Linked DNA regions of Homo sapiens: all the other regions are linked to region 1. A link is a contact called in ENCODE Hi-C or POLR2A ChIA-PET data. All regions are on one chromosome and are shown on one strand. Each heading gives the region's core, a stretch centred on a gene start or an enhancer-like site at or near the end of the contact. The rest is flanking DNA. Distances are from core to core; before and after follow the strand shown. Region 1 holds the start of SLC25A4 (solute carrier family 25 member 4). Region 2 holds the start of LINC02362 (long intergenic non-protein coding RNA 2362). Region 3 overlaps LINC02427 (long intergenic non-protein coding RNA 2427).

Evidence for each region. Hi-C counts contacts between places; a loop is a spot of excess contacts on that map. ChIA-PET counts read pairs that join two places held with the same protein, here RNA polymerase II (POLR2A). Pooled maps may share reads with other maps.
Region 2: a pooled map shows a loop between it and region 1 (4-fold over the local background). The contact joins the promoter of LINC02362 here to the promoter of SLC25A4 in region 1. A Hi-C loop is called at or near these places in 1 of 37 single-sample maps with no recorded cell type and 2 of 50 pooled maps. POLR2A ChIA-PET finds 5 or more read pairs at or near these places in 1 of 52 experiments (HEK293).
Region 3: a pooled map shows a loop between it and region 1 (5-fold over the local background). The contact joins the enhancer-like site here to the promoter of SLC25A4 in region 1. A Hi-C loop is called at or near these places in 3 of 50 pooled maps. POLR2A ChIA-PET finds 5 or more read pairs at or near these places in 2 of 52 experiments (H1 and HEK293).

What each region holds. Positions count from the first base shown.
Region 1 is chr4:185,142,005-185,144,535 of GRCh38, reverse strand. It overlaps SLC25A4 (solute carrier family 25 member 4), which reads right to left and starts at 1,270. Exons shown (of 4, transcript NM_001151.4): 1 at 1,053-1,270. The coding sequence starts at 1,163. RefSeq lists a silencer at 1,199-1,498.
Region 2 is chr4:184,381,036-184,383,566 of GRCh38, reverse strand. It overlaps LINC02362 (long intergenic non-protein coding RNA 2362), which reads left to right and starts at 1,261. Exons shown (of 6, transcript NR_125934.1): 1 at 1,261-1,433. RefSeq lists enhancers at 1-489, 963-1,052.
Region 3 is chr4:184,513,506-184,516,036 of GRCh38, reverse strand. All of the region lies in intron 1 of LINC02427 (long intergenic non-protein coding RNA 2427), which reads left to right. Among named protein-coding and RNA genes, the nearest start is that of LINC02427, 23 kb to the left of the region's middle. RefSeq lists enhancers at 1,360-1,519, 1,530-1,599, 1,650-1,739. Within about 2 kb of position 1,281, at least 19 of the 41 ENCODE cell types and tissues checked have a DNase peak (open chromatin) inside an H3K27ac peak, as active enhancers do.

The DNA.
Region 1 (2,531 bases), core at 21-2,520:
GAAAAGGTATTGCCCCAAATAAACTGAAAAGGTGATTGAATTATATAAAGCTATAGCCATTTATTTATTTCACTTTCCCTAGGTTTGAGAACTGTATGAGGGGCTTACTGGGGGACAGAAATGAGTAACACTCCCTGCTTCAAAGGGCTTTGGATTTAATAGACATGATGGCCAAAAAATGACAATTTCTCAGTGTCACTCTGATCACCCTGGAGATGAGGATCTCTACTAGATGCTCTAATAGAGGAAGGAGAATAAATCCACTAAACATTAGGCCTCCAAAGTTTTCAAGCAGATAATCCAAGTAATCAATTATTAAGGGTTTGCTGCCGTTGTGAGCAATTTGTGGGGGTTTTGTTGTTAGTAATTCTGACTCCCAAATTGGGCTCTTCCTCATTGAGGGGCCCTGACCTTTTGGGCAGGTGGAGGAAAACACGAGAGGATGATAAACCATTCAGCGACCAGGTAGGGGAGGAAAAGATTTGGAGACAGGATGATCTGAGTTTATTCCGAAAATTGTTTCTTAATATTTCAAAACCTCAGCTTCATCTGTAAAATGGAGAAGAATAACTCTCTCACAGAGGTTACATAAAGATGAAGGCGTCAGCCTACATACAGCATTGTGCATGAGATACGATAAGGGAATTCTTGGGTGATGATTATTTTGATGTTTTTATTGTAAAGGTGCGTGCGCATAAGACGGTGCCAAAAATACTGGCAATCACTAGGTGCCTCCGGGCCTGAGTGCACGCCCGTGCTGTCACGGGCGCAGGATCTGGCACACGTAAACCGGCTCCGGGTGGGTTTCCATATATAGACACCCGAACGCCGGGCGCCACCCGACACCAGGAATCTGCGACTGACGCTGGACCTGTCTCTACGCAGAGGGCACCTTCTTCCCCCGCGGGCGGGCGGGCGGGCGGGCGGGCGCCCGGGCCTGTGGCCTGGCGCAGATTTTCCGCGGCGCCCCGCGCCCTGCAGCTCGCGCCGCATCGCGCGCCCCGCCCGGCCCGCCGCGCCCGCGCCCGCCTCTTGCACCGCGCGGTCCTCACCTGCAGCAGCAGTTTGACCCTCTCGATGGGGGCGACCGCGGTCTTGGAGACGGCAGCGGCGACGCCCCCGGCCAGGAAGTCCTTTAGGAAGCTCCAAGCGTGATCACCCATGGTGACAGCTCGACGCTCTCAGCCCGCAGGCAGCCCGTTCGTGCTCTCGCCCACGCCCGGCCTGGCACCGCCGCGCAGTCCCCGACCCTGCGCGACGCTAGGGGGCCGCCGCCTGGCCCGCAGCTCCCCCTTATATCCCCGCCGGGCTCTCGCGAGAGGAGGCGGGTCGCGGCCGGCGCTCGCGCCGCGCATTGGCTGGGCAGGTGCGGGGCGCCCCCTCCTCCCAGCTGCAGAGGGCATCGGGGGCGAAGGCGCTTCCGGGAGCGAGGCTGGGCCGGGGGCTGTCCCTGCAACTTGGGACGTTTAAAGGGCACATTCATGTTATCTGTCCCGCCGAGCCCAGGGAACACCGTGTCACCGCGGCATGTGGGCCGCGTATTTATAGCACAGGCAGCCTTAGGCCGGGGCGAAGCCGGGGCAGACACCGGGCCGCTGCCGCCGGTGGAGAGTTCTTGACCCTCCGGCCTGCACGGGCCGCGCTCAGGCCCAGGGATTTCGAGCTGTTTCCTCCTTCTTGCATCTAAAGGCGCCCCCCACCAGAGCTCACTGCCTGGATATGGGCCTCTTTAGAGCCGTGCGCTCCCGAGAATAAATGGCAGTCCTCTCAAATAGATACTAAGGTCACCTGATGCTGTGATTGCCTCATAGAATCTGACAACCTGCTGCCTCTCATTTCTTTTCATTCAATCGTTCGTTCAGTCATTCATTCTGCTATTACATATTGATGTGTCTGGCACTCAGTGCCCACAGGAAAGACCTGGTGCAGGGGGCCACTAGGTGAATTCATACTTGTTTCTGCAAAACTCTGTGACTCTAAAACACAGGACACTTCTTTTGTAAGCCCCTAAAGGGTTCAATGTACCACTCTGCTCTCAGCGGAATTTCAGCACATATTAGGGCAGAATGTTCTGTCTGTCAGCCGGTGCCTTCTTGAGGGTCAGTGCTGTCAGCCTTCCGGAGATCCAGTCCTTGGCTGTATTTGCCTCTTTTTAATGACAGCTGGGGTTGAGGAAATGCTATTTAATCCCAGGAAATTAATTGCAATTAATTTCTTAAAATATATAAATCTGAGCTTTAATTTTCCTTAGCTTGTTTTTTAGGCAGTTCATGTAACCATACAGGTTTTCAAATACAACTGTTCCTTCCCCTAGAATGACTGCAATTCGTTTTTAACTTTAAACTCTTCACTCAATTATCTTCCCATGTTTGCTAATTTTCATTTGTACCTTTAACAAAGTTTATTCATTGTTTTATAAACTTTTTTTTTTTAATATTTGCTGACATCATGTTAGAGGTTTACGGAGCTGCAGCTGCGTGTCACCCTGGGCGTGGAGACTTTGGTATAGCAGAAGTCACTAAGGTTCCAGG
Region 2 (2,531 bases), core at 12-2,511, 760 kb after region 1:
GAGATGCAGAAAAGATTTCACAGGCTCAGCTCTGAAATATTCAGGGTACAAGCAATAGAAATTTTAGTAAAAAACATAAAATACAACCCAAAGCCATTGCTTGGATTTTACCTGATGGTTCCGGGGATCCTGTGCAACACAGCTGATATGGGAAGGAGACCACAGGTGGATTTGTGTCTTCAAACTTTTATTTGCAAAATTGATCTAAAGTAATGTAATTACAGTGCCTTTCTCAGCAACTAAGATATTTAATTAGGATAACCAATCATCTTTTTGCCCAGAACTGAGGGGATTCTCATGAACATGGGGCTTTTAGTGCTAAAACCAGGAACGTCTCAGGCAAACTGGGAGGGGATGTCACCTAAATGTAATGCTGAGTTACATAGCACAAATGATATTTTGTGTTTTTGGAGGATTTTTAAAACCCAGGTAAATGTTTCATGAGGAGGTGTTATTGAGGATATCTTGTCGATGACCCTATTAATGCATGAATTTAATGTGGTGTTTGGTTAAGAAAGGTAGATTTCGTTCATTCAACCCTATGTACTGAATTCCTGCTATTTTCTAGTACTCTTCTAAATGTCAGAGAGTTGTCACAGAAGTGAACAAAACAAAGTATCTGTTCTAATGGAGCTTAAATCCTAGTAAGGTGGACAATCAACAAATAATAAAAATAATCTTTGGGTGACAATCACTGCTATGGAGAAAAACAAAGCAGGATATGGAGTGATGAAGATATTCAAGGCTTTCATTTTAGAGCTTAAAGGATCGATTGCGGGGTTGGCTGTTGTGAAAACCAGCAGTTAGAGGGAAAGAAGGAAAACAGCATATATCAATGGGGCTTAGTTGCAGGAAGCAAAAACCACGCCAGCTATTTTAAGCAGAAAGTCATTGTCTAGAGAGAAGCAGGTGTTTACAACGTCGTTGGGAAGGCTGGAGGAGCCGGCTTGCGGGTGCTTCCACATCTGCCACCACCGTAAAGGGAGGAAATCAGGAGCCTGTCACTGGGAATAGTGACTCCGAAGACACATTGTTTTAGCTGAAATCTGTTCATTAGAAAGTTCTGTCACCACCACTTTAATGTCTCTCGACACCCATGCAATCAGTGGCTGAACTTTGAGACATGGCTTCAGAAAGCCCCGGTGTTACCACAATCATGCTTGCCAGTGTTTACAGCCAATCAGTAGGAAGTGGCTTCTGCCTCCATTCTGACTTCCAAATCTCTTGCAAATGCATATAATTGGTTGAACCTAATTCACAGTTAGAACCCCAGCTGCAAGTGAGACTGGAAAAATGGCTCTCAGAGTTCCCGCCTCTGCAGTAGAGGAAGACACTCCAGAAGGAGTTGAGAATGGGTGCTGAGTGCCTCTTCAGGATGTCTGTCACACCTCAGGAAACCTGCCAGGAATACCAAAGGGAGTGAAAAATCCAAGGTAAGAATATCCAGAGAATGAAATCTGCATCCCATACCTTCCAGAGTAGTTGGGAAAGCAACATATGTAGTGGGAAGAGAATACGTTTTTTGAAATCAGATAAACCTGGGTTCAGTCTGCTCTTATTTGCTGACGACTTTGGGCACATCTCTTTGTATCTATGAGAAAAAGTTTCTCAACATATAAAATGGGGGTATTGACACCTTACTTGCAAGGTGAGAATTAGATAAGATAATGTAAAGTATGAAGTACATTGCAAGCACTCAGTTATATCAGCCACACCATCTGCATATAAAATAGCTAAGATCCATATTTTGGAGCACTGATTCCAAAGTACCCATCTTCTCCCAGACTTCCATGAATTCAAGATTTGACCACTGAGGCTGTCAGAGCTCAGACATGTGACCCCAGTTTCTATATAGCTAAAATTAGTCTTTCCTTCTCTGAGCTATCCCTTTTTTGAGCAAGCCTCATTCTGTTGTCAAGTGGCATAAAAGGAGCTGAGAATTTATTCCTTTCTGGTAGAAGTTGAAGGGGATATAAACCTGCTGGCAGTTAATTCAATTTGATTTTTGTTTTTTAAGACAGGGTCTTGTTCTGTCACCCAGGCTGGAGTGCAGGCTCACTGCAACCTCTGCCTCCTGGGCTCAAGCCATCCTCCCACCTCAGCCTCCTGAGTAGTAGCTGGGAATACAGGTGCATGCCACCATGCCCAGCTAATTTTTTTGTATGTTTTTTGTAGAGACAGAGTTTCACCATGTTGCCCAGGCTTATCTCAAACTCCCGAGCTCAAGTGATCCACCCGCCTCAGCCTCACAAAGTGCTGGGATTATAGGTGTGAGCCACCGTGGCTGGCCAATTTTGTTTTTTAAACAACATAGATTCAAACAAACTTTTTAAGCTTTATAAAGCCACCCAGTAGAATTACATTAACTTTTGATTATTGAAGTGATTCTAATTTGCTTCATTCTGGCCGTTGATACAGTTTCCCTTGTGGACCAGTTTGCATTATAATTCCCACTAGATCCTGGGATTCATGACATTTTGACTCAGCAATTTTGAAATTGGGAATATTTCAACATATTCATAAAACAGAGC
Region 3 (2,531 bases), core at 32-2,531, 630 kb after region 1:
AGGCATGAGCCACCGTGCCCAGCCAAGCTTGATTTTTAGCTTTGCCATATACTGATTGTGTGATCTTAGGGAAGTTATTTAACCCCTGCAGCCATGTTTATTTATCCGTAAAATGCACATGATAACAATAGTGCCCATCTGTGGTGCGCCTACTACAGTGTCTACAGAAGAGGCTATTATATTGTTGGAGTTGTGTCTATGGGGTAAAAGTGATAGGATGTGGTGATTGATTGGATCTTGAGTGTAAGGGAGTAGAAGGGGGCAAGGGTGATTCACAGGTCCTGACTTGGGTGATTGAGTGCCACCAACTGACATACAAATTTGGAGGAAAGACAATGAGTTCATGTATAAACATGCTGAGATGAAAGAGCTGCTCTGAGGGACATCTCGGTGAACCTTCCACAGAGAGTTGCATAGAGATGTCCAGAGCTGAGTTTAAAGTGAAAGGCCCATTTTGATTGAACTTTTAAAGCAAACACATTTTAAAAATCACAATATAGAAATTTAGTTGTATTTTTAATTCAGGCTCGTGTTGAATATGTCTCTCGGGGGTTCCCAATGATAGTCCAATGGTTAATTTTATTGGGCTGATATCCATGCCAATTATTAGTGACTGGAATGTGGTAGGCGCTGAACAAATATTTGCTGAATAACTCTGTTGAATATTTCCTATTTTCAAAGTTTTGGAAACTTCTGGATTCCCTGGACTCTGGCTGGGAATTCAAGACAATATCTTATTGACAATATCTTAGGTGGGCTTAAGATGCAAACTCTGTGAAATGGCTGCATGACTGGAGACCACTTTAAATTCATGCTGTCTGATGGGAGGATGGGAGGAGTTGGTGCTACTTGCTACTTGATTCAGTGACTTTGCACCAGGCTGCTGGTTCCTCTTGTCCATTCTTCAGAAAGTTTCCCCGAAATCCAGCTGCAATCCTCCTTCTGCAGTCATTCCATTTTTATATCACACGAGTAGTTGGAACCATGCAGGAAAGCTCTAAACCGTCTCTGAAAATTGGTTTCTTGAGTTTCTTTTGTGACTTTGCAACAGGGCCTGGAAGTGTCACAGGGAGAATAAGCTTGAGCTTCTCTGCTTCATGGCAGGAAGCCATTTCAGCTCATTGTTACCAGCTCAATCCGGCCTGGGCACCAAAGTATTGTGTTCCTAATCATGCAGAAGCCTGTGCATTCAATTAAAATGTTGTGTGGCTTTCTGAAAACCACCAGTTAGGATGACTGCATTCCCTTAACTCAATTGGGCCTGATGGCACATGTCCTAATACTTGCTGTTGTCTCTTATTAGCAGTTATTCCTCATCACCCAGCATCCAAGAAAACAGTTCTTACTCTGGCCATTATTTCTTCTGTGGACCCTTAATTCTCACTGTGTGTTTTCACAGCGTCCTGTGCACAGAGCATGTTGGGTTTGAATGTCATGGTTATTGAGCAAATTTGAAAATAAGTGGGTTTGTAGGAGTCAGAGCGAGAGGAGTAGCTGGTCTGGTGACAGGAGTGGGAAGTTAACGGACTGCAGGAGGGATGAGTCACAGCTGCTCTGAGCTTCAGAAACAGCTCAGCCTGGCCAGCTGCGGGAACTTGCTTCGCCATTTCAGCAAGCGAATCTGTCCATCCTCCTTCTAGTGGGGTGGTACAGGAATGAGTTGGGAAGTCCTGAATAGGAAATTCCACATTTAGAAAATGTACCTTAACATCTCAGTTCCACTCAGGGACAATCTTTGAGGACTAGTCATTAGGCTGAGCTCACAGGGGGGACCTGGGGGAGGAGCTGCCAGGATGGTGTAGGCATATGCATACACAGAATCTCACCCTTTTTTGGGAGAGTTGCACAGAAGGATCTGCTGATATTGCATATTCAAAACTAGGACATTCCTGATGCTTCGTCATTTTCTCAATTCAAACAAGCAAAAGTTCACATGTACACGCTTGCACCACCCCCTTAAATGTGTTAGGAGGAAAGAGTTCATAATAAAAAGAAGCTAAAAAAAGAGGCATAAGCAATGTGGTTGGGTTTCATCCGTACCACCCTAAGATGAGTGATGTCACTGGAAAGAAGCTCAGAGATGTCAGAGATGTAAAGAAGAGAAGAGAAGAGAAGAGAAGTAGTGTCAGACTGGAGCAACCATTCAGTATGTCAAGGACATCTTTAGGCAGAAATTGTCCAGAGAGACTCCTGGATGTCACAGCTGCCTGAAGGACTCTCTGGTCTGTGATCTAGGTGAGGCTGTCTGGTTAGGTTCAAAGGAGGAGAGTGCATGGAGGAATGTTCTCTTCCCCTTCTCCATGGCTCTTCATCCTTCATCTTCTTAGTGTACCTTACAAGGATCTTAAATGATCACTCCCTTCCTGTTCGAAGGGCTTTATTGTAAAAGTCCCTTCAGCTCTTGGGCAAATGAAGTGCGATGAGGATTCCCTACAGATGCCTCCGAGTTACAGCTCTGAGTTAAGACATTTACTGTTGGGGTCCTGGTGTCCAACTCTGGGAAACTGCAGGCTTCAGTCCCACCTTGTCTC